Regions from separate parts of the Homo sapiens genome. Here regions 1 and 3 are each linked to region 2. A link is a loop called in an ENCODE intact Hi-C map of the cell type or tissue named here. Cell type or tissue: heart right ventricle. All regions are shown on one strand. Each heading gives the region's core, and the rest is flanking DNA. Links, peaks and the distances in the headings are about the cores only. Region 1 has its middle 140 kb from the start of LRRC30. Region 2 holds the start of LOC105371974 (a long non-coding RNA gene). Region 3 overlaps LOC105371975 (a long non-coding RNA gene).

The links. Hi-C counts contacts between places; a loop is a spot of excess contacts. Peaks named below come from ENCODE experiments on the same cell type or tissue, not always from the same donor. Only the 100,000 strongest peaks of a DNase experiment are listed, where the experiment ranks them.
Region 1: a loop joins it to region 2, with 6 times the contacts of the local background. A loop is called at or near these places in 20 of 110 quality-filtered maps.
Region 3: it touches region 2 in a loop (9-fold over the local background); 3 of 110 quality-filtered maps call a loop at or near these places.

What each region holds. Positions count from the first base shown.
Region 1 is chr18:7,365,293-7,375,891 of GRCh38, forward strand. No RefSeq gene overlaps it. Among named protein-coding and RNA genes, the nearest start is that of LRRC30, 140 kb to the left of the region's middle. In heart right ventricle, for the core only: no CTCF peak of the experiment used is centred there; DNase peaks (open chromatin) are centred at 3,906, 5,299 and 5,699; H3K4me3 peaks cover 1,117 bases; H3K27ac peaks cover 5,000 bases.
Region 2 is chr18:7,266,392-7,276,990 of GRCh38, forward strand. It overlaps LOC105371974 (a long non-coding RNA gene), which reads left to right and starts at 6,008. Exons shown (of 4, transcript XR_935121.4): 1 at 6,008-6,109; 2 at 10,270-10,413; 3 at 10,505-10,551. LOC105371973 (a long non-coding RNA gene) reads right to left here and starts at 2,212. Exons shown (of 4, transcript XR_935118.2): 1 at 2,129-2,212. In heart right ventricle, for the core only: CTCF peaks have their summits at 6,096 (motif pointing right) and 6,458; DNase peaks (open chromatin) are centred at 6,040, 6,490 and 7,280; H3K4me3 peaks cover 1,366 bases; H3K27ac peaks cover 2,221 bases.
Region 3 is chr18:7,318,349-7,328,947 of GRCh38, forward strand. LOC105371975 (a long non-coding RNA gene) reads right to left here. Exons shown (of 3, transcript XR_935123.1): 3 at 9,101-9,232. Among named protein-coding and RNA genes, the nearest start is that of LRRC30, 93 kb to the left of the region's middle. In heart right ventricle, for the core only: no CTCF peak of the experiment used is centred there; no DNase peak of the experiment used is centred there; H3K27ac peaks cover 2,696 bases.

The sequences.
Region 1 (10,599 bases), core at 2,821-7,820, 98 kb after region 2:
TTGCTCTGTTTTACAGAGTGCTGATTGGTGTGTTTACAAACCTTTAGCTAGACACAGAGCACTGATTGGTGCGTTTTTACAGAGTGCTGATTGGTGCGTTTACAATCCTTTAGCTAGACACAGAGCGCTGATTGGTGCATTTACAATCCTCTAGCTAGACAGAAAAGTTCTCCATGTCCCCCCTCAACCCAGGATGTCTAGCTGGCTTCACCTGTCAAAGACATGCTGGATATGTTCTGTCTGAGACTTCAATCACATGTGTCTAAATTCAAAACCTTTTTTAGTTCCAATATTCCATGCTTTAGTTGGAAGAGGACTCTCCTTTTAGCTTAATAGGTGCTGGACATTGTGGTAGGTGCTTTATACAGTGAAATAGATATTGCTAACCCCCAAAAAAACTCCTTCCCAAGAGGCATAGTCAATCTTTGAACGTTAGCCTGAATTCAGAGTTTGATTTTAACTATTTTGTACTACTATCTGCTCTTCTATTGTCCTGATTTTACACCCTTTAGAGGGTTGATGAAAACTACCCAGACTGGGGGGGTTACCTCCTTCTACAAAATGACCCCCGTCTCCACAGGACAGGAGGTGTCAGCATCCAGGATAAAGCAAGATGCTGAGAGGGAGGGAAGGAATGAAAGGATGAATGAAATAGACAAGCAACCCAGAAGTGCTTGAATCCACATTTATTATACTTTTGCTAGAGTAGAACTTAAGAATAATGAAGCATGCCTCTCATCAGGTTTATTGTGGAATAAGTAATTTAGTAAACACAAAATAAAGCTGCTGAAAGATGACTTTAAAGCTGTTTGTTTCATGGAGCATAAAGGGTGATTTCGGTGCAAGCATTAAAACAATTATTCTGAAGCAATTATAGATGTAAGTGACCTCAGAGAGACTCTAAGTTGGCAATGGACCTTGCCCCAGAAGCTTGAGGTGGGGAAGGGGCACAGGCTATTCTTTATTTCAACAATGGCTCTTTTGCCCGTTACATAGTAGAGGAGAAAGAAATGATTCCAGGGCTACTTCTCACAACTGTGGCTGTATTTACATGCTTGCAATTGTGGGTGCTATTAAAGCGGACAATAGAGTGATACTACGCAGTTGCAGTGTGTGGGAAAGAGCTCTATGTTGACTTCCTTTGCAGGAAGGATACTGAGTAAAAGATCTAATGATTCTAACCTCTACCAAGTATTGCCTCCATCTCCCCGCCAGCCCTGGACAAAGTGCTTCCCAGGCTTCATTTCATGCAAGCCTCACAACCACCCTCTACAGTGGTTTCATTTTCCTAAGTGCTTTCATTTTCCCTATCCTACAGGTGAGACACGGTAAGGAGCTCACCTAAAGGCTCCTAGTTAATAAGTGGCAGAGCCAGGATTTGAACCAACACCGTTTGGCTCCTGAGCCTGCACACAGAACCACAGCACTGCCCACCTGGAACTGTGCACCGACAGCCTGAGCTGCACAGACTCTAAGCTGCTGCCCCCTCTGGCTTATCCCAGCAGGCTGTCTGCCGCCAAGCTTAGCCTCCATGTGTCATTTGTATCCCCATGGGAAGATCAGGGTAGCCACCAACAGGGTAGTTCCTGGCAGCAACTCAAGAAAGGTACAGGAGCTAACAGGCTGTGGCGACCAGCAGGCCCCATCCCATGCCCCTCGGCCCCTGTTCCAGCTGCTGCTGTGGATGGCACGACTTGCCATGCTGCCAGTGGTGCCACTCCAAGTGCCCTCTGCATCTTTTACTCCTTTTAGCCCCAGGTCTTTCTTCAACGCCCCCAGAGCTCACTCAGCCAAACAAGACAACCCTGAAGTGGGGAGAGAGAAGGAGAGGGAGCCATCCATCAGAAAGGGTTGGGAGTCAGTGACTAGAAAGAAATAGAAGGAAACCCAGAGGCATATCTATAATTTCCTTAGCGGGACCCCAGTGGAGACTGAGCCCCAGTTAGCCACGGGTCAGGCAGTTCAGCAACACCTGGCCACCATGTGAATTTCGCCATCCCCCCTTTCTCTCCCGACTTCTTTCTCTTGCTTCCTGGAGTTACCTAACAAATAAACTACCCGTGCACAAGCTCTTGTTTCCTGTGGAGGAAACCAAACTCAGGTCTGCAGGCACTCCCAGGCAATAGCAGTACTGGCAGAAATAACCAAGTCACTAGAACGGGCTCCGAGCGGCTCCCTGAGTGCCTGCCTCCACTCAGACACCTCGTTGTCCTTGCTTGCCCCTCTGCTAGATGGCGGTCGGGTTCTCTGAAAGTAGAAGCTACTTTGGAGTTTGGAGGACAGGATGGGCTTTGCAGATGGGCACCTGTTTTCAAAAGGAGAGGACAAAGCAGGATTGGGTAGAAAAAGTCCAAATGCAACTCAGGCCCTACCAAGCCAGCAGGGGGGGTCTGGAGCACAAATCACCCTCAGTGTTATCCTGGGTGGGGCCAAAATGGCCAAATGGCTGGGCCTTTATACCCTCTCCTTGCTGGGTAACTGACTGCAAGTTGCCCAGGAAGGGTGAGACCCTGGTAAGATGGCTCTCTGCAAGCTCTTTCCTGAGGGGACCTGGGAGGTGCAGCTGTGTCTGGTGCACTGTAAGACAATGCTGTTTGCTGGTGGACACGTCTGTGCCCTGCTCTCCCGCTGAGGGCGGAGACCTGATGTTTTGTCTTCAACAACTGGAACATCCCCTAGCATGAGTGGACAGCCAATAGGGGTCAAATGATTTAATAGCTAGTATTAACTATGGAAAAGCCCGGCCAGGCGCGGTGGCTCACGCCTGTAATCCCAGCACTTTGGGAGGCTGAGGCGGGTAGATCATGAGGTCAGGAGTTCAAGATCAGCCTGGCCAAGATAGTGAAACCATGTCTCTAGTAAAAATACAAAAAATTAGCCGGGCATGATGGTGGGCACCTGTAATCCCAGCTACTCGGGAGGCTGAGGCAGAGAATTGCTTGAACCCAGGAGGCGGAGGTTGCAGTGAGCCGGGATTGCGCCACTGCACTCCAGCCTGGGTGACAGTCTCAAAAAAAAAGAATAATAATAATAATGGAAAAGCTCCCAAAACAAGCTTCATTTTACAGGAAGAAAATATTGGAGCCCAGAGGGATTAAGGAACCCGCCTGAGGTCACACAGCTAGGAAGGGCAATGCAGCATCTAAAGCACTTCTTTGACCCCCAAGTCCTTAATCCTTCCTCTGCTCTTAGAAACCTGAACCAACAGTATTAAACATTTTCTCATTTTGATTCTCTGCTGGATACCTGCAGCCTGCCAGATTTCCAGCCATATTAAAAATAATAATGAAAAAAAATATCCAGACCCATTAATCAGCTCTGTTCCCCAGGGCTTGGAAGGACACAGTTTCAATGCTCTGCACCCAGTCAGGAGGGAGGAGGCTGAGCTGTCACCATGCAACTTTCAAGAACTGTGGTGACTGGAGGGAGCCAATCACCATAGTTCTTGAAAGTTGATCCCAAGCTCTGGTTTTAAAAAAGACTGTTTAGACCAAGTTCACATGCTTATGCCTCTGGGTTGATGAAATGATCAGCCCATACCATTTCTAAGCAACTCTCCCAACTCTGGGGAGTCACATTCAAAGGCAGGAAGGTCCTTTGGAACAAAACTATAGTAGAGCTGGGGACACCCAAGGAACAAAAAGGGTTACATATTTATCTACCTGCAGTGCTCCATTGTGGGTTCCAAGAGGTCTGCTCTTTTTCTTGCCAAGACCAGAGGGATGTGCCATGTTACCTTGACCATTTAGAGATGGAAACCACACTGTGATTAGAGACCTGGTCTATCACAGATTCTATCCAGCCCCAACCCCAAACACTGACAGATCAAGCCACCAGCTGCCATTCCAGGGGAATCAGATGACGAGTTCCTAAGTTTGGCCATCTGCAGGATGTAAGAAGAATAGAAGGAAGCTGGGCTTTGGCAGCCTGTGTTTATAATTAGCAGTGTAATGGTTTTCAGGGTGCTCGCTGAACGGAGCGTGCGTATTCCTGCTGCACCGCTGTATTGTGATCAGGGCGCCTGATTATTACAGATGTGTGTATGGAGCCAAGCACCCATTCCTATGAGGAAAGCTAAATAGGTGCCCTATTTAGGTCATGCCCATCAGGCTCAGTGGAGTTACCATGATGGGCAGGCAGAAAAGCCCGTAAGTCCAAGGCATGCAGGGGCCTGGGCGTGTTTACAGCACTCACATCGTAGGTCCCTTATTATTAATGTTTACTCTGTGCCACTGTTTGGACCCCATTTCCCTGAAATATTTCTAAATCAATGAAAAAAAAAAGTTAGAGCACAGCTGGGTTCTTTGACCTCCCTGGAAAGCAACTCCCAGAAAAGACTTCACCCTCTCCCATTCCAGTGTGCAGGAGCCATTCCAGCGGACAGGACCGTACACGCAGGTGCTGAGGAAGATGCGACTATCAACAAGGCCGCTACCCTCAAAGTGAGGAGGGTCCCCCGCTGCAGCAAGCCATGGCTCCTTATCTGCCTGGCTGATCCTGTGCCCCTTCTCACGTGTGTGGTTTCTCAGATGGATTGTGCAGACAGTGGGGGGGTAGGGGTTCCACCGGAGGAGCACAGTGGCTACTGAGAACACCTTTTCAGGAAGCATCCATCTAGGTGTGGGGACAGAGGGCATGAGGGCCGCAGGCAAACACAGGCTTGCACACAAATGCAGGTTGCCTTCTTCTTTTATCTGCAAGACACAAGGAAATGATCAGGAAGGTCAGAGGGCTCTGGGGGCTCAGGATACTGAGGATGGGCAAGAAACAAAAGGACGATGCTGAAAGGAACTCACTATTTAAGACCCATCCACTTTCCCTCCCCGGCCAGGTGTCTGACTCGCTCCAGACTCACAACCTGAGGACCTGGCCCCAGTCCACACTCTGCCCTGAGCTGCTCTCCTCCCTCTCCTCTTCCCCTGTCACAGCTTCCCCCACCATCCCTTCCTCCCTGGCCTTATTAATGACATGTAAATATCACTCTGATGACTTTGCTGGTATAATCGGTTACCAGCATATTCTGCAAAGGATTCAATTAAAATGGAACCAGAGATCAGAGAGGCCTGGGAAGATGGGGGGCTATTGCCAAATTCTTCTGACTGGGGGAAAGCAGCACTCCCCACCTGTGCCACCCAGAAATGGTGGCCGGCCTGGTGACAGCAGCCAGGGCAGCTTAAGCAGGACACAGCAACCACCCTCAGAAACCCCCCGGGGCTGCTGCTGGTGGGAGAGTGTCCTGAGAAGAGCAGGAAAGTCATCTGCTTTCAGGAGAAGACGTCATTTTTTCCCAGCTGCTGATGGGAGGGGGCGGGGTAGGGACTCATAAAGGCAGGCACAGCCAGATATGGCCAGCGTTTTGAACAAACATCTTATGCCTTGTTTAAATCAGAGACAGTGCAGATAAAGATGTATTTCGTCCAACTCTTTGCTCAGGCTTTAGCCCTAATTCTATCGCAAACAATGTTCATTGTTTAATGTCTTTATATTCAGAAGTTGTTCCCATGCATATCTGCAAGGGAAGAAGCAGAATGCTGATAGCATTTGTGAGCCGTGCTGGCCCGGCAGGTTTCGGGAAGAAGAATGAGATCAACGCTGGAGTGGGAGGGCCCCACTCAGGGACCGGATTCTGTGCAGAGGCCAGACCTCAAATGACATGGACAGCTCCACGCTGCCTGCTCCTAGGTCCCACAGAGCAGAGACGGAGCAGCTAGGACCACAGAGGCCTTTTCCGGAGCCAAGTCCTGGCAAGGAGGCCAGGTGGAGGAAGAGGAAGGGGCGCGGCTTCCTGTCTGTGTATGACTCCTCCAAAGTAGGGCCCTGGCCTGGGCAGGAAAAAGATGGCCTTCTCTGATACGAATGCTATTTAATTGTTGGAAACAATAGATCAGGGTCTTGGTAAAGGCATTATTTGAACTCAAATGTTTTGCCGAGTTATGAAAAAGGTGATTATGTGATCTTGATCTGATTAGGGTGGAACGGAGCTAAATGATGGATGAAGCAATTGCTTTTTTGAAATACCAAAATTACAGCAAGGTTGGGCTTAATCTTTGCAGCTATTCACTGAGATTTCTGAAACAGTTCAGGGTAGAGTGCAAATAGTATATTAAGAAGAAAAGAATAAAATATATTTGCAGTGGAACCTTATTGCTACCTATCCCAGATGGGGTGCACTTAGGAGGCCCTTGGGCAGCTGGCCCGGGTGTGAGAGAGAGAAGCATGGCCCGTGGGTGAAGCGCAGAGTAGAGCAATGGAGGCGAATGTGGAAGACAGAATGTGACGCTGGATGTGGCCCAGGAATCAGGCCTCTCCTTAAGTCTCCAGACGAGGAAACAGAGCTAAAGCATCTTGCTGCAAGGCCGTCGATATATTGATGGCACCACCAGTCGCAGGCCCAGTTCTTCTAACTCCTAGTACAGGGATCACAGAGAATTGGGCCGAGCACCGGGGGCTCCTGGAGGGGGCTCCATTCCCAGGGTGGTGCCAGGTGGGTGAGGCCTAGCTTGGAGAGAGAGAGAGAAAGACAGAAACTGAATTGGTGATGAAATTCAAAAGGTTAGATTGGTGATAAAAGAAGATCAAATGCAAGAATGCAGGGAGGAAGGAAGGAAGGAAGATAGGTGAGGTCAGAGAGAGTGCAGGGCTAGAAGACATGTGCTGGCAGCATGAGGGTTCAGGATGGGTCCCTAGGGTGACAGTCACAGGTCCTAGATGCTCTCCCACCAGGGTATGGCCACAGTGATGCCACTGTACCCCTTAGAAATTTGAAAGTAAGGCTGGGTGTGGTGGCTCATGCCTGTAATCCCAGCACTTTGGGAGGCTGAGGTGGGTAGATCACCTGAGGTCAGGAGTTTGAGACCAGCCTGGACAACATGGTGAAACCCCATCTCTACTAAGAATACAAAAATTAGCCAGGCGAGGTGGTGCACTCCTATATTCCCAGCTACTAGGGAGGCTGAGGCAGGAGAATTGCTTGAACCTGGGAGGTGGAGGTTGCAGTGAGCCAAGATCGTGCCCCTGCACTCCAGCCTGGGTGACAGAATGTGAGACTCTGTATCAAAAAAAAAAAAAAGAAAGAAATTCTAAAGTGGAACACCCTCACTTAACTTCCTTTAAAAGTCTTTTAGGAATATGAAGGAAATCCAGTTATTAAAGTAGAAAAAACTGAATTAACATGCCTTAGTATACATGGCACACCTCTTTGCAGGGCACCTGCAGGCCTCAGGAACTCATCTGCATATCTCTGAGGTGGATAAAGGTTAGGAAGGGCTGGAGAGGGCCCCTCTTTCCCCAGGAAAAAAGGTTTGGCCAACAGAAACCAGCTGAATATGTGTGTGTGCACTACGAACACTCCTGATGGGTAAGTGCTGGTTGAGATAGGTGTGTGACATCAATCTCTAGCAATTACAGAACTCTAAGGTGGGAGTTCCCAGGCTCACAACCTACGGGTCCAGGCCAGAAAGTAATAAGTACAATAAAGGACTATTGCATAATGGAGTCTGTTTGGATTATCAATTGCTGCATGACAAACTATGCCCATTCTTAAAGACTGCAAACAGCAGTTTATTATGATGGCTCATGTTTCGTGGGTTGACTGGACTCAAATGGGACCTCACCCTAGAAGTTCCAGAGTGTTACTTTCACAACTCATTGATCAAGCAAGTCACTAATGTCAGCACAGATTCAAGTGTCTTTGTTTTCTACTCTACATTCTTGTACCTGGTCTTCTTACTTTTATCTGCCCTATTGAATTCAAACACCAATTCAGTTTCTCTCTCTTTCTTTCTCTCTCTCTCTCTTTCCTCCTCCACAAACTTGCCCTTACCCACCAGGCACCACCCTAGGAATGGCATCAGCTTCCAGGACCCCCTATTGCTCAGCCTACTGTCTTGTGAGCACTGTGCTGGGAATAAGAGGACTTGGGCCTGTACCTGTTGGCCTCTGAGCAAGACACCTTGCCTCTGTTTCCTACCTGTGAGCCCACTTTGCCTCTGTTTCCTGCCTGTCACTGAGGGGCAGTTGGTCACATCACCGCAGAGCATGTGGAGTGAGAGGCATCTTTGGAAAGACAGTCTACCATGGTGCCTTAAATTGTATTCTTTCCAAATGAATCTACTTTGCTTTGCATATTAATTGCATAGATACAGCCTTTAAAAATCATAACTATACTGTCTCCATTTTATTTCAAAATATGCAACTTTTCCAGGTCTATTTTTTATTTTCCTGTTTTTGATAGAGACATAGTACAATAAATATTCCACTTCCCTTTTTACACATCTATGAGAAAAGTGACAAAGCAAACGTGATGACAAATGGCAGCTGATGTACAGGGAGGTTCCAGGACACGCAAGGGACTGCGGTGCAATGGAGTGTGTGCACCCGTCTAACAGAGGCGGCTGCCTCTCACTGCAACTGATTATTGTCACGTGAGAAAGACTGTTGATTATATGGCCTACAATTTACTTTAAAACACTTCAGCATATTCAGTGTGATACATATGTGGATATAATTTAATTTTAATCTACTCCCTAGATGCAGTTAACATTTGAAGTACTCTTCAAATTAGAAATCCATACTCCAGGGATGGTTAGTCATCATTTGAAAGACCCTAATCAGAAGTCTGCATTCCAGATGCAAACACTTCAAACATTGCTATCTGAATCTGCTATAAATGGTTCATCAATAATCCTAAGAAGGGAGGCTATACTCCTGGTGCCTCTGGTTAACACCTGCCATGCACAGTAGGTGTACCCACCTTGTCTTCAGGTGAGTGCTACCGCTTAATCACTGCAACTACAGCTTCCCATCAGCCCCATTGTAATCAGGAGACCATTGCGATAGCCAAATCTTCTACAGTCATACCTGGCCTACCACAGAGAGAAACCACAGAGTTTCTACGAATTCAGGTTGTATTAGTCCATTTTCACACTGCTGATAAAGACATACCCAAGACTGGGTAATTTACAAAGAAAAAGAGGTTAAATGAACTCATAGTTCCACGTGGCTGGGGAGGCTTCGCAATCATGGTGGAAGGTGAAAGGCACGTCTTACATGGCAGCAGACAAGAGAGAAATGAGAACCAAGCAAAAGGGGTTTCCCCTATAAAACTATCAGACCTCGTGAGACTTAGTCACTACCACAAGAACAGTATGGGGGAAACCGCCCCCATGATTCAATTAACTCCCACTGGGTCCCTCCCACAACACATGGGAATTATGGAAGCTACAATTCTAGATGAGATTTGGGTGGAGACACAGCCAAACCATAGTACAGGTGCTCCCCTCATTAATGTATTTCTCAATGCCTTAGTAAAGAAAGGGTCTACAGGGCTCGGCATAGTGGCTCACACCTGTAATTCCAGCACTTTGGGAGGCTGAGGTGGGTGGATCACCTGAAGTCAGGAGTTCAAGACCAGCCTGGCAAACATGGTGAAACCCCATTTCTACTAAAAATACAAAAATTAGCCAGGTGTGGTGGTATACCTAGAATCACAGCTACTTGGGAGGCCGAGGCAGGAGAATTGCTTGAACCCTGGAGGCGGAGATTGCAGTGAGCCACGATTGCATCCCTGCACTCCTGCACTCCAGCCTGGGTGACAGAGTGAGACTCTGTCTCAAAACAACAACAACAACAGAAAGGGTCTACAGGACCTTCTCGTGGTAGTTGTGGGGTGAGGGGTGTGCAGGTCACACACTAAAAATCCAGTTCCAAATTCCTGTCTCCTTAAATCCTTGGATTCTCTTCTCTACATTGTGCCAGGGAAACTCAGGCATCTCAGCATCATTAAATGTAGGCCACTGTGGAGTCCCAGTTTTAGTCAAGCAAACAAGTAAACGGTTAGAGCCACCTCCAATGGCACGAGCTCACATACAAAATCCAGAATCTTTGGTAAACGCTGATCCATTAATTTGGCCCATCTACTGCTTTCTCCCTCCATCCCCAGGTTGGCATCCCTAGAAACTGCTCCCACAAATGCTTCTCAGGTTTCTAAGTATATACATTAGCAAAGGCTTGTAATCCTTTTAGTGTGCAACTTATTTCTTTCTGGGCCGTAAGGTATACCTGTACCCCTGAGATTGAGCCTAGTTATGAGGCTAGGAGGAGCACGGGGTGGTTATGGAGGGTCGTGAAGATAATAGTCACCTGCTTTCAAAGTATCTGCCCCAGGTGAGGTTATCAGAGAGTTTTCAAGCAAACAAGCCTAGGTTCCTGAGACACTGGAGGGCAAGCCAATTCTACTAGTAATTGAGACTCGGATGTTAGTTTCATCTGACAATCCATCCAACCAGATGTTCCCATTCTGTTTCAGGAGCCTATTTCCCCCCAGTCCATGCCCTGGCTTCTACATAAGAAACTTGGAAAGATTGTGAGTTCAACTGTTGTAATTGAGCAACCAACACAAATTAAATTTTGTGTTTAATTTTCAGCAATGTGAGCACTATGGCAAAAAGAAATATAAGATTCTTCTAGGGCTGGCAGGGAGGCTTTCCAGTTTTTCGCCCACGGCTTGGGCTAAAGGTTAAATGACCTGGGCTTGTCATTTTCTTTCTGTACGTGCTAAAATGCATTCAAAAGAATCCATCCCACACCATAGGTCTTATA
Region 2 (10,599 bases), core at 3,713-8,712:
CTCCAGCCTGGGCAACAGAGCGAGACTCCATCTCAAATAAAAAAAAGTAACTTATTGTTAGACTTAAAATAGGACATGACTTCCAAATCTTTGGAAAATATTTAAGCAGGTAAAGTCTAGTGTGTTAACAGAAAACTGAAAACACGGACTTAGGGAAGAGCCATAAAAGCTGTACATTTTAAGGACAAGGGGAAATGTGCATAACTTAACCCATATGCACAGCACGGTTCTGATGTTAATACGTGCGCATGTGCACGCATGTGTGCATGGATGCTAGGAAAAAGAATGAAAGGAAGTGGGCCAAAATATGCTGTTTTTTAGAAGAACGTATGTTGTTATATGTAGAGAAAACAGACAACATAACGACCACAGAAGATGGCGGAAGCGCCAGATGTGCAGACAGATAATGCAGGATATCGCCGAGGCAAGTCCCAGGTACCACTGTGGGAAGGGGAGGGGTCTGCAGTGTCTCCCCAAAGAGCTGGATCAGCAGGACCCTCCCCAAGATCAGCCTGTGTTCCCCAGCATCCCTGCCTTCATCAGAGAACACAGACACGGATGTCTGCTCTTGTCAATTTAAATGGCATATAAAATACTAACCTAAGGTCAATTCTTCTAATGCTATTTTACCTTAATGGGCATATGATTTGAATGCGTAACTTTCTAGCAGTTGAAATTGAGAAAGTGGAGAGCATACACGTGTGTCGGGCACACTGCCTAGCCCCAGGCATCGGGGCCGACAGCAGGCACAGGGCCCAGGTCCCACAATACTTTTAAGTGCCCATGAAAATGTTTAAATTATAATTTATTTTAATATCAGAAGAGAAATGAATAGGATAATAATGAATATATAAGAGTGAATCTAGCTTGTTTTTTGTTAATCTTTATACCAACACAGTTGTACAATATCATTTTTAATACTTGCTATGGAGAAAGTCACACAAAGGCAAAAATACCTAGGGTTCATACAAGCTATAATGTGGCCCTCACATGAGCTCATAACACCTTGAACTCATTGTGCCCCTGAACTCATAGTATCCCTAAGTTCATAACATCACGGAGCTCGTAGTTGTCCAAAATCATAGCACCCCTAGACTCATAGCACCCTTCAGCTGGTACTTCTAAACTCATTGTACCCCTAAACTCATAGCACTCCTGAATACATAGCACCCCTGAGCTCAAGATACCCCTAAATTCAGCATTCCTGATCTCTTTGTACTGCTGATGTCATAGCACCTCTGCACTCATAACACTTCTGAGTTCACAGCACCCCTGAACTCATAGTGATCTACTCTGCCCTGTCCTGCCTGAATTACCAATTAAAGAAGGCCTCAGTCATGAATTATTTAAATATCTAATCAATGGCAGAAAATGTCAGTTTTATGACTAAGCCGATGTTAATGGTCTGTACAAACAACAGTGTTCTATTTTTATGTGAGAAAAGACTTCAACACTTTTTATTGTTATTGTTTTATATAAAAAAAGTGTCCATGTGGATGATCATATTCATAGAAAAGCTTAGATATGGGACTCAGAAAAGTTTGACCCAGGATCTAACATTGATTCAAGGTTAAATTTTAGGTGTATTACTAAGCTGGTCTAAGTCTCCATTTTCTTATCTGCAAAATGCAGATATTATTTATTTTTAGAGTTTTTATGCAGTTAAAATTGAACATATGCAAAGTGCTGGCCCTTGCCTGGCTTACAGTATTCACTCGGTAAATGGTTGCACAGTAGATCACTTACCATAAATGTCCGGGACCTGACCTGTTTCAAATTAATGATATTTCTGCAGTTTATATATCTTAATGTGAAATGACTGCAATGACTACAAAGGAAAAGATGGTTGCCCAAGGGATGTGTTTAATAATGTGAGACACATAATTTGGTAGGAAATGAATGAATTAGGAAGATATATACGGCTTACAAAATGTTTCATTTTTATAAATGTGTTATGCATAACAATTAAAGTACCTACTAAATTTTAATAATTGTTTTGCATAAATCAGAAACATCTGGGTTTATACGAAATAAAAAAGTTACCCAGTATAAAAAAACTAAAATATGTATTGACATAGATTTGTTCAATCATCATTCCGGCATCAACGAATAATTATTGAACACTTACCTTATTTCCCATCACTGAGGACTCAGCACAAAATGACACAAAGTCTCTTCTCTCATGGACCTTGTGTTCTCCCAGGAGAGAAAGAAAACCAATAAGGAAGAAATGCATAATAGTGGTGTGTTACATTATTTTGCTTTGTAAACAATCATATATTACTTCAGATAGTATTTACTGCTATGGGGAGAAATAAATCAGGGTGAATGGTATAGTTAGTAATATGGGATGGAGAGATTGCAGAAGGAGGCAGTTTTTGACAATGTACCCAGAGGAGGAAAGACCACATCTTAGCCACTCTTTCTCCCCCATGTTGCTGATGAGGAGCACAAAGTCAGGTACCGTAGGCTCTCCATATAATTTTGCTAAGTCAAAATGTTATCATTGTTACAAAAATATCTATTATGACTGACATGCTTTGATATTCTTAAATTTTTTTGAGATTTTACCTTAAGATATATTTCTCTTGCCCAGAAAGCCTTCAATTATTATTGAAGTGAAAATGTTATATCCACAAAGGAACTAATTTGATTTGATTTTCCCCCTCTTGCAATGAGCTGTAGGCACACTTGAAGAGGAATGCTGGTCAATTGATATCCTTGCTGACAGTGAGTCACCAAATGTCACATTTGGCAATGTGGATGTTCAATTTTAGAATATTAGAACACAAGAAAATAGACTTGACACTAAAATTTCACTGAATGTAATCCAATCATTGATGATTCAGAAGCACCTTAAGCTCCTGTGGTGTCTTGCTGTGAATATCACTTGATTCTGCTTATGTGTCAATCAATAGAGACTCACGAATTTTATGGTAGATAGAGAGAGATGGCATGAGTACATGTGGGCTATATGTATATATATATATATATTTAATTGGTGGTATATATATATATATATATATATATATAATTTAATTGGTGGTAGGACAGCAGGTAAATCACATACCTACCAGAAAGTTGTTGCATTCATCCATTTTGTGTTGCTATAAAGGAATACCCAAGGATGGGTAATTTATAAAGAAAAGAGGTTTATTTGGCTCACAGTTCTTTCTGCAGACTGTACAAGAAATGTGGTACCAGCTTCTGATTCTGGTGAGGCCTCAGGAAGCTTTTACTCATGGCAGAAGATGGGAGTGGGCGTGTCACATAGTGAGAGAGGGAGCAAGACAGAGAGAGGGGAGGGAGGTTCCAGTATCCCTTTAACAACCAGCTGTCACGCGAGCTAATAGAGTGAGAACTCACTCATCACCACGGGGATGGCAACCAGCCATTCACTGGGGATCTGCCCCCCATGAGCCAAACACCTCCAACAAGACCCACCTCCAACATTAGAGATAACATTTCAACATGAGATCTGGAGAAGAAAAATGTCCAAACAATGTCAATACTGAATAAGTTCCAATGAAATAAATATAAAGCAGTAAAAAGTTGAAAAGAAAACTTAACAGAGAATGATCCTATACTTTGGAGACCATGGTATTATGTTATCCTGGAGATTCTATGTATTATTGGTTTGTAAGCAAGACTGTGGCTTTCACAGACCCCTCCTCACACTCTCCCAGGCCAGGCAGCAGAAGAGCTGAGTTGGCAGGAAAGCAAAGTCATGTTCTAGCGTCCCACGGCATGTATCTGAGATCAGCCATGGTGATCACGTCATGGCCAGGAGGACTCTGTCAAGCGCCGCTCCAGCCTTTTGTGTTTCCTTTGGCCTTTGGAATAAATCCCCACCCCCGATTCCTTTTCAGGTTTTCATCTCTAGCTCACCCAGGCCAGACAGTCCTCACACACATGCACCACTCCAAAACTTGTTTCAGGAAGTCATTTAATTGCAAACACTTTGCTCTTTGGAGTTACACAAATGAGTCTATGTTTTTTTCTGTTCTGTGGCATATTTGCATTTTAATCCTCATTTAATTTTGTCTAGAAGTACTACATTTTTTATTGGGGGTTTCGGAAACTGACTGGGAAATGTGTCTCACCTCCCCTCAGGGAGGGGGCTAACAAGCACTATTTATTATCACCATCATCATCATCCTCATCATCACCAGTAGTTTCAAAGCTCTTACATGGGACCATCCTTTCCAATACCCTAAAATGGCAACTACAAACTGTCAACCACTGCCCTCATTCATAAGATTCATGGTCACTATCCACAATATCAAAGACATGGAATCAAGCCAGATGGTCATTCACAATGGATAGGATTAAAAAAAATGTGGAATGTGTACATGTACACTGTGGAATACTATATAGCCATAAAGAGAACAAAATCATGTCCTTTGTAGCAACATGGATGCAGCTGGAGGCCATTATCCTGAGCAAATTAATGCAGAAACGTAAGCAAATACCACATGTTCTCACTTATAAGTGGGAGCCAAGGCCAGGCGCGGTGGCTCATGCCTGCAATCCCAGCATTTTGGGAGGCCGAGGCAGGTGGGTCACTTGAGGTCAGGAGTTCGAGATCAGACTGGCCAACACAATGAAACCCCATCTCTACTAAAAATACAGACATTAACTGGGCGTGGTGGTGGGCGCATGTAGTCCCAACTACTCAGGAGGCTGAGGCAGGATAATCGCTTAAAATCGGGAGGTAGAGGTTGCAGTGAGTGGAGTCCATTGCACTCCAGCTTGGGTGACAGAGTGACACTCAGTCTCAAAAAAAAAAAAATAATAAGTGGGAGCCAAACATTGAGTACTCACGGACATAAAGAAGGGAACAGTCAACACTGGGGACTGCAAGAGTGGGGAGGGACAGAAGGGCGTAATGACTGAAAAACTACCTAATGGGCACTGTGCTCAGTCCCTGGGTAATGGGATCATTCATACTCCAAACCTCAGCATCACACAATATACCCCGGTAACAAACCTGCACTTGTACCCCTTGCGTATAAAATAAAGGTTGAAATTATTTTGAAAAATAAGGCTCACTATGGCTTTCTCACAAAGAATATTCGAAGGCTTCCTTCTGGCTCTACCACACTATGGTTCCCTGGCACAGGTTCTTTAATCTACTTATTGTATCTAATCCAAAGCCATAATCACTTATTTCCACTCATGAACTGTGCCGTTTCAGTTTCATCTGCCAAGAGTTTTGTCAGAAAGCAGGGATACTCCAGATGTTCCACGGAGGCACTTTTTTTTTCTTTTTTTTCCGGAGTCTTGCTCTGTTGCCCTGGCTGGAGTGCAGTGGTGCGATCTCGGCTCACTGCAGCCTCTGCCTCCCGGGTTCCAGCGATTCTCCTGCCTCAGCCTCCTGGGTAGCTGGGATTACAGGCGCCTGCCACGACGCTGGCTAATTTTTTGTATTTTTAGTAGAGACGGGGTTTCACCATTTTAGCCAGGATGGTCTCGATCTCCTGACCTCGTGATCCACACGTCTCGGCCTCCCAAAGTGCTGGGATTATAGGCGTGAGCCACCGCGCCTGGCCTTTTTTTTTTTTTTTTTCTTTCAGAGTCTTGCTCTGTCGCCCTGGCTGGAGTGCAGTGGTGCGATCTTGGCTCACTGCAGCCTCTGCCTCCCGGATTCCAGTGATTCTCCTGCCTCAGCCTCCTGGGTAGCTGGGATTACAGGCGCACCCCACGATGCCGGCTAATTTTTGTATTTTTAGTAGAGTCAGTGTTTCACCATGTTGGCCAGGCTGGTCTCCCACTCCTGATCTCAGGTGATCCGCCCGCCTGGGCCTCCCAAAGTGCTGGGATTACAGGCGTGAGCCACCGGGCCCGGCCTCACAGAGGCACTTTTACAGAGGAGTGCCTGGTGCTGGACAGGTAACAAGTCCACATACTCTGGGCAGCGCCAAACACCCTGTGGAAACTACATGGCCACGGCAGTCACGCCTAGAATCCTTTGTGCGGTGTTCACATAGAATGCTTTGGCCCCCATTGTGCCACTCAGGGCACCTGCCTTGAAATACCCGCGACGCTCGGATCGGAGTCTGACGATGGTCAGCAGGTGGCACTCTCGTTTTAGGATTCCAGCCCCTAAGTAAGTAACAAGGGAAAATTTCAGGCCCATATAAAAATTTATTTATATATTTTTTTCTCTGCCAAGCCAGAAATGTACTCCATTTTCTTTAATCAGGTTCATTTACTTCCTACTGTGGGACTTCAATTGGGTAATAGTCAACCAGACTTCTCCCCCTGGCTACTTTCTTTCCTAGAGCAGGGTATTTACGTTTGAGATTTGCCGGAGTTTGGGAGCTGTATGTGAAGGCCTGGCAGAAACAACAGAAACGCTGTGTTTTACACGCAGAGCTCGACTGGCCCTCCCCGTTAGCTCCAAGTGGCCTCGTGCAGACACAAGGGCGCATCTGGCCGGGGCTATGTTTACCCTGGGGTGCCCAGACTGTGTCTGCTGCCCTGTCTGAGACCAGCAGAGCCCACAGGAGGGAGCCCCAAAGCTGGATGAAAGTCGCGGCAACAAGGCGAGGGAGGCTGAGTCTGAGGCTGAGGGCTCTAAGCTGCGCCTTGGTTTCCTCCTGCGAGGTGCAAAGGGCATGGACAGCTACAGACAGCAGTGGGAGCACTGGCTCACTCACTCCTTCACTCACTCATTCATTCAGCAAATACTCATGCAAAGCCTCCACTATTCCAAAAACTCCATTTTGTTTATGGTATCAGCCAGCGTTCAGCCAGGGAACAGAAGCCACACCAGTTATCTGAAGAGAGACAATGTAATAATAAAGAATTGTAAACCATGCATTCGGTTGAAGCTGGGGAACTAAAAAAACAAAAGGATAATGGTGGATGCCAGGGAGGAGGTAACAGCAGGGAGCGGCTGCCACCCCTGAGGCTGGAGACACCAGGACCTAAAAGCTCAGGGGCCCGCAGAGCTGCTCAGCTGCTGCCGGTCTCCGGGTGTGTGTGATGAGGTTGGTTCTGTGAGTGTTAGGAACACTGCAAACTGGATTCAGCTGCTGCTATGGTGAGGGACTGACACGGCTGGGAGGGAGTGTGAACACTCAAGAATGGGGAATGGACAGGAAAATCAAGTCCCTCCTTGCTCCCCTCCTTACCAGTTCCTTCTAGCACCTTCCACTGGCACAGCCTGACAGGAAGCTGGAGGCACAGCAAGGATGTGGCTCACAGTTCAACCCCACCCTCAGAGGGCAGAGCGCGGACGGGATTTGGAGCCCTGAGACAATAGTTGAGTCCCTGGCACACTCACAGAACCGCATTCTCACCCCCCTGGGCTGTGACCCAGCCTAGCAGTGGCGGGAGAGGGAGCGAGTGGGACTGGAGTATTGGTCCTCAGCACATGGCTCCCAGCCTAGACGGGAGAAGGGAGTCGGTTGACTCATTTCCTTTTATTGCTCAAATGTGACATAAAATTTCACTAAAGGTCACACCATAGCACAGCTTATTTCCTCTCTTTTGCCAGAAGTTCCTTATAAAATTTCCTCACTCTATCTTGTCACAGCCCCCGCACCCATGACATCTTCATGGTCTCTTAGTATGGTTTTACTTTTCATACAAATCGGATCCAAGGGGAGGGAAGCATGTCAAAATGCCACTGTGGGTCTTTTGTTGCATGAAAATGTACATGTTGCGTTGAATTAATGCACTTTTAAACTAGACCTAGCTACTATGCTTTTCAACAGCTTTCATCATGATGGTAACATCTTCCTTGTTAAATCTAATCAATTTCATAGGTATTGGCATTTCCATTCTTTGATAGGATGTTTACTTATGCATTTTTTTCTTTTCTTTTTCTTTCTTTTTTTTGAGACAGTCTTTCTCTGTCACCTAGGCTGGAGTGCAGTGGCATGATCTTGGCTCACTGCAGCCTCCGCCTCCTGGGTGCCTCAGCCTCCCGAGTAGCTGGGATTACAGGCCTGTGCCACCATCCCCAACTAATTTTTGTATTTTTAGTAGAGACGGAGTTTCGCCATGTTTGCCAGGCTGGTCTTGAACTCCTGACTTCAGGTGATCCACCCACCTCAGCCTCCCAAAGTGCTGGGATTACAGGCGTGAGCCACCGAGGCTGGCCTGCATTTTTTCTTTATTTTTTTGAGATGGAATCTCACTCTGTTGCCCACGGTGGAGTGCAATGGCACAATCTCGGCTCACTGCAACCTCCGCCTCCTGGGTTCAAGCGATTCCCCTGCCTCAGCCTGGGATTACAGGTGCCCGCCACCACGCCCAGCTAATTTTTGTATTTTTAGTAGAGACAGGGTTTCCTAGCTAATTTTTGTATATTTAGTTGAGACAGGGTTTCACCATGTTGGCCAGGCTGGTCTCGAACTCCTGACCTCAGGTGATCCAACTGCCTTGACCTCCCAAGTTGCTAGGATTACAAGCGTAAGCCACCACACCTGGCCTGCATTTTTTCTAAATTTGGGGAAAGTAGAGGTAGAAGGGATTGGGAAGGTTGAGGTCCAAAGGAGAAAAAACGGAAGTGAACGGGAAATTATTTTGAAGACTACGTGGCCACTGCCTTTTATCTAAGAAATGCATTGGACAACAAGCAACAATGGGCAAGACCAACCTGAAGCCTACAGTGGCTGAGAGAGACAGGAAGGTGGGTGGTTGGTGAAGGAAAGATACCAGACCAGAATTTTTTTTTTTTGAGACAGAGTCTCCCTCTGTCTTCCAGGCTGGAGTGCAGTGGCACCATCTTGGCTCACTGCAAGCTCCGCCTTCCAGGTTCACACCACTCTCCTGCCTCAGCCTCCCAAGTAGCTGGGACTACAGGTGCCCGCCACCACGCCCAGCTAATTTTTTGTATTTTTAGTAGAGACAGGGTTTCACCGTGGTGTCGATCTCCTGACCTCGTGATCCTCCCACCTCGGCCTCCCAAAGTGCTGAGATTACAGGCGTGAGCCACCGTGCCTGGCCACCAGACCAGAAATATTTAAGATGAAGGTTATGTCTGGTTTATCTTTGGCAATATATTGCCTTCTGCTTTTTCTTATGCTTCACAGCCCAGAAGCTTGAAAACGACATTTCCCCTTCTCCCTTGCTACAGGTGCTTTGCATACATCTTTAATCCTATCAATGAGATAAACTCACTTGATATTTGGAAAGTGGAAGCGTGACAGAAGCCCTGTTTTGTCTCTTTCTCTGGAAGTTATGGTCATGCTCTCGCCAGACAGGAGTTATTCAGCAGCCTCAGCCTCGACATCTTGTTTATGTCATGTCTACAGAGGGTCTGTGAACTCTGTAGCAATTGTCTCTAGTTTCATCCACTCTAGGCAACATCAACTCTTAACTCTAACAGCAAACCTGAATGTCATGGTGGCCCCTAGATTGTTGCTCCTTTAGACTTCCAATAGTGTGATAAGCACCCAGGCCCCTCCATGAAATCCCTTCCTGCTTGACCTAACTAGAATGGTCTTTGTTTTCCTGAGCAAACCCATATTCATTCTGAGGATGGGAGGAAATATAGACAAAAAGGCATACCCCACCATAAAGTCACTTTATTCAACAGGGTTAGTCTTATTTTACCACATTTACTAGGTAGACAAGTTTTAAGAAGCTCAGGAGACCATATTCTATACATTTCTTGATGACCAAAGTTAGATTTAGATAAATATTGAGAGATGAGAGATGCAGAGACCTCTTTGCCCTGCCAGAGTTTAAAATATCCTTATAGTGTCTTTAGTATACAAGGGACAGCTGAGGTGAAAATGAGGAGAAAATGGCTTTTTTTTTTTTTGCCAATATGATCCAGGCAATGCAAATAAGAAACAAGTGGAGGGTTCCCTCTTTCATTGCAGATGACAATAACTGAGAGTCACTTTTCATGTAGTAGATCTGGCTCAAGACTTTTATGAAATGTGAAATTTAATATTCATTCCTGAAATGAGGATTCATCTCTTTAAAAGCTGTTCACTATTTCACTCCAGATGTAAGTACCCACATGGGATGGATTGAGGTGGCCACATCAATTCTGTCTTCCCAGGGGTTCCTGATAATGTAGGGAAAGAATTTAGTCCCTGAGACTTTAAATTGTTTTGAAGAGTGCTTGCCACAGATATGCTTTTTCTCTCTGCTCTATTTCCCCCTCTTTATCTTTTTAAAAAAGTTTTAATCTGTTTTAAAGATGCATTATCTTGTGAGTTTGTAAATATAAAAGTTTTATACATTGGAGAGAGTTAAACAAATGCTTTATTATAGTGTCTCATTTATGATTTCTTGCATAAGTTCTTTCAGAGTAAATACTGAAAAGTCAAAGGACCTGTCAAGATCATCGGCCATGACAGTGGCTGGATGGAGGCCACCTCATCCATCTGGTCCTGGCATTTCTGAGAAAGGACCATGCTGAACCATGCAGAGCAAATTTGCAAGGTTATAATTCTTTGATTTGGGTAAAGTGTCTGGTGTTGGAGCTGAGAGGCATCAATGGATAATACTTTTTATGCTATTTGCTCTTCTTTAGTGCTATCTCATGGACTGCCTCATTGGTTGTCACAATAATACTGTGAGGTAGGTAGAACAAGTATCAGCATCCCCCGTTTGACCTCATGGGAAGCA
Region 3 (10,599 bases), core at 3,351-8,350, 52 kb after region 2:
AGCAAGATATTATTATTTTCCTCATTTGACACATGAAGACACTTAGGTTCAGAGAGGCTAAATGACATGCCCAGGGTCCTACATGGATACAGATCAGAGCTACGACTGGATCCAGGTCTTTGTTCATAGTCCCTGCTTTCAACACTATAGCCCTATGGTCAGACTCTCTGGGGACAACTTTCAGTGCTTCCTCTGTCCCATCAAATCCCATTTGTTCTGCAGGAAAATGACACCACCCTGGAAAATGGTGAATAAAAGGAACAGAGGTCCACAGGGGATGGGGAGTGGGGATGATTGTAGGAAAAACAACCTGCTAGGACCGAGGATGTCAGATGACATGGATGGCCTGGCTCTTTAAAAGTTCCTGCAAAGCCTTTCTCTAAGCAGGGCTGCACTGGAGCTTCTGTGTCTCTGCAGAAGCAGGCTTGAGAAAGGCAGGCCCAGGTCTTGGCCTTTTAGGAGCACACTAGGCACTGTCACCCACCCAAGATCCAAAGGTAGGGCTCAGCTATCTGCTATGTTCACGTGTGTGTCACACCCAGAAGCACAAAGCGAACCCGTACAACAAAAAGAAGCTGGGTTTCAGACCTATGAGCCCATGAAAAGGAAACAAAAAGATTTAGGTTGTTTTTATTTTCTCAAAAATAAAAAAAAGTCACCCCTGCTGTTTAAACTGCATGCAAAGGTGTTTCCAAATCAATCCCTCAGCAGCTGTAAAAATCCACATTGATCCACTCCAGCAACACTGAAGGAGGATCAAACCTCCTGAGAGAAGGACTGATTGGCTCGCTCTCTAAATAGACTATTTGCTCTGTCATTCAACACCCGCAAATGTTTCTACTGCTGAACATTGCTAAGGTCAAATTGGATAAAACATATTAAGATATGATCAGATTTTGTTTTGTATTCAAAACGCCTTACAGGAGCAACACGGCCCGCTGTCCTGTGGCTGCAGCCTTCTAGGGAAATGCAGTGGGCACAGATTTGCGGCTTTACTTTGCACGCATGCTGCGTAGAGGGGAATTTGCTGCGGGTTTATGTTGTCCTGACTTTCTGGCGATGTGCAGACATCCAGGAGAATCTGCACAAAGACTGCTTAAGCAAACAGTCAGGCAGAAAGACTCTTGCTCTCTCTTGTTTCTAACCACTCGCCTCCCAGCATTGTCTATTTCCCCATCATCACAGTGACCCAGCAGCCTGTAGCTTCTCCATCTCTTTCCTTTGGCTTTTCTTAACAGATGTTGCTTGACTGCATCAATCCCAGATAGGAGCGCTAATGTGATGGGCAGGGTTTGGGAGCTGGGGTAGAAGGGTGCTGTGCTCTCTATTAGTGTCCAACTTACTCATCCTCTTTGTGCCTTGGTTTCTCCATCTATAAAGTAATGAAAATGAAAATGTCCAATTCCCAAGCCTTCTGTGAAGATAATTGAGATTACCGAGACAGAGCAATTGGTATTGTGCTCTGGGTATGGTGAACGCCCAGTGGAGGTAGGTGACAAGATTATTTTCATTATTGCCCACGTTTGCTTCAAAAACTTACCCTGGTCACTTATCTTCGTTTTAGTATTCCAAGCTCCATCGCTGTCTGTAGGTCTCCCCAACCTAATTTTTCACTTCTGCCCTAAAAGCTGACTTACATCCAGAACTACTCATGTCCAGTTGCCTTCATCCAACATTGGTAGAAATCCTATTAGGTCCCAGGCGCTGTGGTGGGTGAGGGCAAATAAAATGGGGGGGGGGCACTCCTCTTATCTCCGTGGGAGGAAACAAAGCTCTCCTGCACTCCCTCACTTTACCATAAGTCTCTGGTGGTCTCCGTTACTCAATTTTTTTTTTGTTTGAGATGGAGTCTCACTCTGTCGCCCAGGCTGGAGTGCAGTGGCACGATCTTGGCTCACTGCAACCTCCGCCTCCTGGGCTCAAGTGATTCTCAGCTTCCCGAGTAGCTGGGATTACAGGCACCGTCTGCCACCACACCCAGCTAATTTTTGTATTTTTAGTAGAGACGGGGTTTTCGGCCATGCTGGCCAGACTTGTCTCAAACTTCTGACCTCAGATGATCTCCCCACCTCGGCCTCCCAAAGTGCTGGGATTACAGGCAAGAGGCACCGCGCCCGGCCCATTCCTCATTTTTTTAATTGATATAATGGTTTAGGGATGCCACTACCCACTGTGGAGAGAGGTGGGCTGTTGATGACAACATTGATAATGGTGGAAAAGTAAGTGAATTGATGGAAGAACTATAGGAACGTAGTTGAATGGCTAGTTTATTCTGTATGTATATGCTTGTTTCTCCTCTCAAAATGGCCAAGGAATGCAACATAGGAGTTCTGGTACGGAAGTCTAATTTGTGATTTAACTGGGGTTTACAAAGAAGCAACAGTTCTTAGAGGCAGCTCGATGGCAAGTCTAGGCGGTGGCCTGAGTCTTACCATCAATCTGCTGAAGGACAGGGATGGACAACCTACAGCGCCTTCGTCTGTGCTCCCAAACAGCCCTCAGCACACTGCCGTAACCATCTGTGTGTTCGTCTCCCTGATAAACCTCCAAGCTCCATGAATGCTGAGGCATTGTCCTATTGCCTATAATGTGTCCAGTTCCTGTTAAACTGAACTTATGAGGACAAAGAGGTTGATCACCCCATACATTTCAAGAAAACACTCTCTGCTCACATGAAAGGACAAGGGAAATATCACTTTCCAACAAAGAGTCCAGGAGAAAATAGAAGTATTTATTTCTTAGAACTCCTCAAGTGTAGAATATGGGATTTGCTACTCATGCAAGCAGGCAGCAAAAAGTAACATCAAACTCAGGGCCTCTAGGGTGAAATGTGTACCTCCAAGATACACAGTATGATCATTAGCGTGAGGGCAGAAAATATTAGGACTTTCCATTTAGTTTAAAGTCATCCTTCAAACATTTGTGATTTATGTATGCTTTATGATTTGTATAACATATTAGCATTTATATACGTATACATCTAAATATGTAGAATTTTTTTTTTTTGATGGAATCCCGCTCTGTCGCCCAGGCTGGAGCACAGTGGTGTGATCTCGGCTCACTGCAAGCTCCGCTTCCCTGGTTCACACCATTCTCCTGCCTCAGCCTCCCGAGTAGCTGGGACTACAGGCACCGGCCACCACGCCTAGCTAATTTTTTTGTATTTGTTTTTAGTAGAGACGGGGTTTCACCATGTTAGTCAGGATGGTCTCAATCTCCTGACCTCGTGATCCCCTCACCTCAGTCTCCCAAAGTGCTGGGATTACAGGCGTGAGCCACCGCTCCTGGCCGAATGTATTTTTATATATTGAGGATGCTTAACATTTTTTATTGATTACGTATACAATACAAATGTTTGGAACATTGATTCCATTGAACATATTGATCTGAATATTTATTATATAACATCTGAAATGTATATAACTCCTTATGAGTTTTAATAAATATTTAAATATGTATGTGATGTCAGTTGTGATTTACCAAATGTCTTCCTTGTCTCAGGGCAATTTCCACTTCCTAAGATGGGTAAAAATGAGTTTCACAGGTGAACAGGTAGATGAATAAATGGGAGAATGGATGGGTGGGTGGATGGATGGATGGATGGGTGGATGGGTAGATGGTTGGGTAGATGGATGGATGGAAGAATTGAGTGGATGGGATAATGGATAGGAGGATGGGTAGATGGATGATGGATGGACAGTTGGATGAATGGATGGGTGGGAGGATGGAGAGATGGATGGATGGATGGATAGTTGGATGAATGGATGGGTGGCAGGATGGATAGGAGGTTGGATGGGGCATGGATGGATGGATGGATGGATGGATAGATGGCTGGATAGATGGTCAGATGAACAGTATTCACTTATACTTATTTTAACCTGGGATTCAGACAAAGGTGTCAGGGACTCTGAGAACTCCCTGAAATTGCACACAACATATCCCAAGGAGGATCATGCCATTGCAGGGCAATTGGAACAGAAAAGTCCCCTGCTGCAGATTTTTATATGGGAAAGAAGGGAAAGGTTGTGACAGTAGAAGCAATATGAACATGATTCTGGAATTGAGTTTTCTCCTTGTCATAGATTCAATTAAATCCTGAAGCAGGGGTTGTAATTTTTAATACCAATGAGCAATACTGATAACCATGCTATTTAGCTTTGAAAACCATATCAGAAGATGAGGGCTTTCAATTTATTTATGTATTTGGTGTAACAAATAAAGTCTAGGTCCTAGCAGAGTTCCTCACTCAAAATAGGTTATTGAAAAATATTTGTCCCATTGAATTCTTTCGCCTTCCCCAAACTTAAGGAGCACTTGAAGATGGAACACTTACAGCACGAGAGTGATTTTCATTCTTTGACACCAGTGTGGGTCGAGGGACCAGGAATCTTCCACTCTGTCCAGAATGTCTTGTCTTCCTCCCTGTTAAAATTTCAGCAGCAAAAAAAACCCAAACCAAAACAAAACACACACCATGATAAAGCCATCATGATGATGAACAGTGGCCTTAATTGGTATTAAAGGATATTTATGTCTGTATGACTAAGTTAAAACCCCTAATTGATTGGAGACACTTGAGTAATAGAATCCATGGAGTCCCATTAGTATTGCATTGACATATTAGCATATCTTCTCCATGATGGCAAACGGATACGGTTGGGAGCTTCACACTGTAGCACATCTGACCTTACATTTATGTTATCTAAAGCAACAAACCCAGCTGCCTACTTCGTGGTCTGAATTACAGATTTTCCATTTAGCCGGACACCATGAATCTGCTGCTACAATTATGTCTACAATTACAACCCCCTTGAGTGCGTAACTAACCTGCACAGAGTGCATATGGCATTCTAATGCAGTTGTTTACTTTATACTCTGGCCTTTCCTTTGAGTAAAAGTGCATCGGCAGCCCCAGCTCCCTCTCCCCTGGAAGGTGCTGCACGTTGTTACTTGGTAGAGCTGTCAACTAGACAGATGCCGGCAGTACTCTCAGGAGCTGACTTCCTCCTGCTGTTCTGTTCATTGCTGCCTTTCTCTCTTCAAAGGAGATCTCCTTTTCATCAGAGCTTTCCAGTCTAGGAAATAATGAACTCAATTCTCCCCTCTGTTCAGGGAATGCACATTCCCAGGGCAGAGTAGTGGGGAGCTTTTTAAATTTAGTTAAGTATCAGCTGAGTCCAGCACTGCACTGGGCACTAAAACCCCCTCCCCAGCTCTGTGTTCTGGGTAAACAGAAATGTGACAGGTCCAAGGTTTTCTCCCAGAATGCCCCCAGCTGATGTGCTCTGGTCCACATCCTATGTCCAGGATCCAACTCCGATGCTCTTCTTTTTCCTTGCTTTTTATAAAAAACAAAAATGTGATGATATTATACATGGCATTTTCTGACCTGCTTTTAGAAAATGTCAAACATTTTAACTGCAATAGTGATTCACTCTTATTTGGAAAATTTACACATTACCTAAGTATATAAAGTTAAGTCTTCGCAGGAAGAGCTACTATTTCCAGATCTCTTTCAATGCATATACAAACACAAGCATATACATAAAAATATGCACCTAAAATCGAAATGAGATTTTGATATAAATCTTTTCCTAAATATTACTATTTATTTGTGGCTAGCACATTTGGATAGTCTCAGCATCAACAAATTACATTTATATTATTACAGCCACCTAAATGCATGGATCAGATGCAGGCTTTTTTATTTAATTTATCCCTTATTGTTAGATATTTTGAATACTTCCTGTATTTCATGATTATAAACAACCAGAGGATTAGCATTTTTTTAGCTGCATCTCCTTTCCCTTTTTCCTTTTATTATGAAAAATTCTGAACATCCACAAAATAAAGAGAATAGTGTAATGAATCCTCACAGCTCCATTATCTAGCTTCAAAGTCATCAACATTTTGTCAATCTTGTTTCATCTAAGTCCCTTCCCCAGCACACACACACACACACACACACACACACACACACACCTTTTTTTTTCCCCTGGAGTATTTGAAAGGAAATCTGACATAAGACACAGGAAGAGAAGTATAAGAAAAGGCCAGCAGATAAGGCCTACTCCCTTCCTCTCCTTGTCTAACATGACTCCCTCCTAGGGATGCTGTGTGGGGGTGAGTTAAGCCCTCTCTTCCTGCTTTTCCTATGAACTTGGAGTGCCAGGCACATTAAATCTACTTTAAGAGGTGCCAGTAGCAGGAAGTTTAGAATCAGAAAGATGTATGTTGTGCCCTTGGTTTTCTCACTAGCTTCCAAATTTTATCAAGTTACTTAGACATTCCAAGCTTGAGTTGGAATCGTCATCACCAGCTCATGGCTGCACTGAGGAGTGCGTGAGTTCTTGCAGTGGTCACAGCTCTAAGCAGCTCGAGCAGAGGCGTTTTGCACCTGAGCTCAGCAGCCAAGGCCTTGACCCTGAGGAAACTGGCTTGGCTCACAGCAGCACTGCACGTGTGTCCTGATTTGTCACCAAACCACAAAATACATGCCCTATTGCATGTCTCTGTAGCCAAACCATACCAGACAGCATGAATTATGGCATCATGAATCCAAGCAAACATGAAGAAATTAACTATGAATGAATCCAAAGGCAGATTGTCTAACCAAGCTACTGTTGGTTAAATTGAGTCACCCATGACCAATATCCTTGCATTTCCTTGGAGCGCTGGATTAGGAAGCCCCACGGGGTTCTCACTCCTGCTGTGGATCCTGTGACTCTAGGCAAGTCAGTTACATCTCTGGGTCACTGTCCTCATCTGTAGAATGAAGACAGTATATTCCACCATCGCCAGGGGCATTCCAAAGAGGGGTGCACCTTTAGACCTTGAAAACACCTGACGTCTGAGTCAGCCTGAACTCAATCATGCAATTGAATGTGCACATGTGCCTGCATTTTTGGCTGTGTGGTTGAAAGAGCCCAGACTTTGCAGCCAGCAGACCCGCCTCCAGGACTCAGCTGTATTATCCACTAGCTCTGTGACTCAGGGAAAGTCGTGCCCTCCCTAAGTTTCTACTTCCTCAGCTAGAATGTAGACATTCATTTGCTCATTCATGCTTCTAATTTTATTCAGCGCCTACTATGTACTGTACCATTCTAGTGCCCACAGTCTAGTGAGGATGTGATTGGAGGTGGAGGAGAAGTAAACAAAAATAAATTGTAAAATGAGCAGTAAGTTAGATGGAGATTGATGCTAAGGCAAAAATAAAGTAGGTGGGGGAGTTGGGGAGCATCAAAGGAGCTGTGGGGGAGGGGCAGTGTTGCAGTACTAGAGAGACATCCAGGTAAACCTCACTGAACAGGTGACGTCTGAGTAAAATCCTGAAATGAGATGAGGGAGCCAGCCAAGAAGATACCAAAGGAAAAGTGTACTAGGCTGAGGGAACAGAAGGTGCAAGGATCCTGAGGCAGGAGCATGCCCAGAATGTCCGAGGACCCACAGGGTGGCCACTGTGCCAGGGACAGAGGAAGGGAGGGCACTGGCCATGCGGGTTCTTGAAGCCCACTGTCAGGACACTGGCTGTTATTCATCCTATGTCTGGAAGCCTTTGCAGGGTTTTGAGCGGAAGTGTGATGTGCTCTACCCCAGCATTTTTCAAAGCATGATCGGGTGACTCCTGGAGCCCCCGACACTTTTTCAGAGATCCCCATGAGGTCAAAATTATTTTCATAGTAATATAAGACATGATTTTCCCTTTTTGTTCTCATTCTCTCTTAATTACACAGTTGAGTTTTCTAGAGGCTACACGACATATATTGCAACAGATTCAAAGTAGAAAATGGAGAATTCATCTATTAATCCAGACATTAAAGAAACTTACAAAATGTGCTCTCCAAAAATATATACTGCTACTTTTCTCAGTTTTTTTTTTTGTTTTGGAAAATAGTGTTTTTTTGTTTTTTTTTGTTTTTTTTTTTCTTTTTGAGACAGAGTCTCGCTCTGTCGCCCAGGCTGGAGTGCAGTGGCACGATCTTGGCTCACTGTAAGCTCCGCCTCCTGGGTTCAAGCGATTCTCCTGCCTCAGCCTCCTGAGAGGCTGGGATTACAGGTGCCTGCCATCATGCCTGGCTAATTTTTTGTATTTGTAGTAGAGACGGGTTTTCACCGTGTTAGCCAGGATGGTCTCGAATTCCTGACCTTGTGATCCACCCGCCTTGGCCTGCCAAAGTGCTGGGATTACAAGCGTGAGCCACCACTCCCAGCTGAGTTATTTTTTATAAATTTGTTTTACTTATGTTAACATGCAATAGGTTTATTATTATTATTTAAAATGAATTATTTTTTAAACTTCAGCTTTAATTTCTTACACTTGATCTTAGCCAAAAGGCCAAGAAGCGATTAGCTTTAATTTCTAATACAGCAATATCAATAAATATAATCCACATAGGCAAGAGCTTTTAGGGGTCTCCAGTCGCTCACTTCTAAGGGAAGAAAGTATTCTGAGACCAAATGTGTGAGGACCACAGGTCTAATGCGAGTTTGAACCTCCATTCAAACCCACCTCTTGCATTGAGATGAGAGGGGGCAATGTCAATGGCGGGATGGTGGGCTCACCAGGATGGTGGCAGTGCAGAAAGTGAGAAGTGTTCAGATTTTGGATAAATTTTGAAGGTAAAACTGATAGAAATTGCCAATGGATCTCATGTATTAATAGATTACGGGAGAGAGTCAAGAATTGCTCATTGGTGTTTGGCTTGATCAATCAGCAGGATAGAATTGCAATTCACTCAGGTGACAAAGTAGAGAGGCGGGTTTGAAGTGGTGGGGTAGGTGGGTGGGGGAGAGCAGGAGCTCTGCTTGAGACATTTTCTTTTCTTTTTTCTCTCTCTCTCTCTTTTTTTTTTTTTTTTTTTTTTTTGGAGACGAGTCTCGCTCAGTCACCCAGGCTGGAGTGCAGTGGCAGGATCTCGGCTCACTGCAAGCCCCGCCTCCTGGGTTCACGCCATTCCCCTGCCTCAGCCTCCCCGAGTAGCTGGGACTACAGGCGCCCGCCGCCACACCTGGCTAATTTTTTTGTATTTTTAGTAGAGACGGGTGTTTCACCGTGTTAGTCAGGATGGTCTCGATCTCCTGACCTTGTGATCCGGCCGTCTCGGCCTCCAGAAGTGTTGGGATTACAGGCGTAAGCCACCGCACCCGGCGAAGCATTTTCATTTCAGATGTCTGTAGGCATCCAGATGGAGATTCCAAGCAGGTAGATGTGTACTGAAGTCTGAAGTCCAGGCTGGAGACATAAATTTGGGGTGTTACCAGTAAGTAGGAGCATTTGAAGTCAAAAAACTAGCTGAGCTCTCCAAGAGACAGCAAGAGCACATCCAAAGACTCTGCCATATGCAGAGGTGGGAGAAAAAGGGAAATGGCCGGGAGACCGAGGCAGAATGGGAGGAAGAGAAGAGACTGTGGGATTCTGGATTCCAAGTGGAGAGAGAGTGTCAGGAAGAAGGGAGTGATGTTTGAGACTGGGCAGTGGGTGCTGACTCTGGGGCTTAGCAACTGCAGATTCCTGGTGCCTTTGCTCACAAAGCTGACCAGGCAAGTTGATGAAAGAACAGAGAAGGCAATACTAAGCAACCCTGCTGAGGGGTTTCTCCCTCCCTGAGGAGGGAGAGAAAGCAAGTGGTAGTGGAGGAAAGACAAAGTCCATAGAGGGTTTTTTCCCCCTTTGATATGGAAGAAAATAAATTTTGTTTACTCTTCTGATGTGGAAAAAACAATAAAAAGACTGACAAGACAGGAAAGAGTGAATTTACTTCCAGGAGAATTAATTGCATGAAAGAATTCTTTTTTTTTTTTTTTTTTTTTTTTTGAGATGGAGTCTCGCTCTGTCACCCAGGTTGGAGTGCAGTGGCACGATCTCGGCTCACTGCAAGCTCCGCCTCCCAGGTTCAAGTGATTCTCCTGCCTCAGTCTCCTAAGTAGCTGGGCACTCACCACCACACCTGGCTAATTTTTGTATTTTTGGTAGAGACGACGTTTCACCATGTTGGCCAGGCTGGTCTTGAACTCCTGATCTCAAGTGATCCACCCGCCTCGGCCTCCCAAAGTGCTGGGATTACAGGCGTTAACCACCACCACGCCCATCCATTTGCATGAAGGAATTCTTAAGGACGAGAAGAGATGGGTCTGATGAGGATGGGTCTAGTCTTGCTGGGAACCTGGGCAGTTCCTCCAGATACCAGGAGAGAGACAAGGAACACAGGCACAGGCAGATGGAGCTTGTGTGAGCTCTGTTCTCACCGCTTCTATTTTCCCAGTGAAATTGGAAGCAAGCTCATCACTGTGAGGAAGGATAGGGTAGGAGGTGTGGAGGGTTAAAGAAAGATAGTTATCTTGGTAATTATAAGACCATATGAGGTAGGCTCTTCAGTGCTGGATAAATGCTCGATGCTGTTTATTCTTAAATATAGGTGTGGGAAGGCAGTGCTATTTTTCACTGTCTTACTGTGTCCCCAGTATAAAGGGAATGATTGTTCTCTATAGGTCAAATACATACATTTAGTAACATTCGGCTTCATATTGACACACCTTCCCAGATTTCTCATTGTAATCCACAGGTCTGTAGAGATGTGGAAGAGATGCTGCTTTATAATA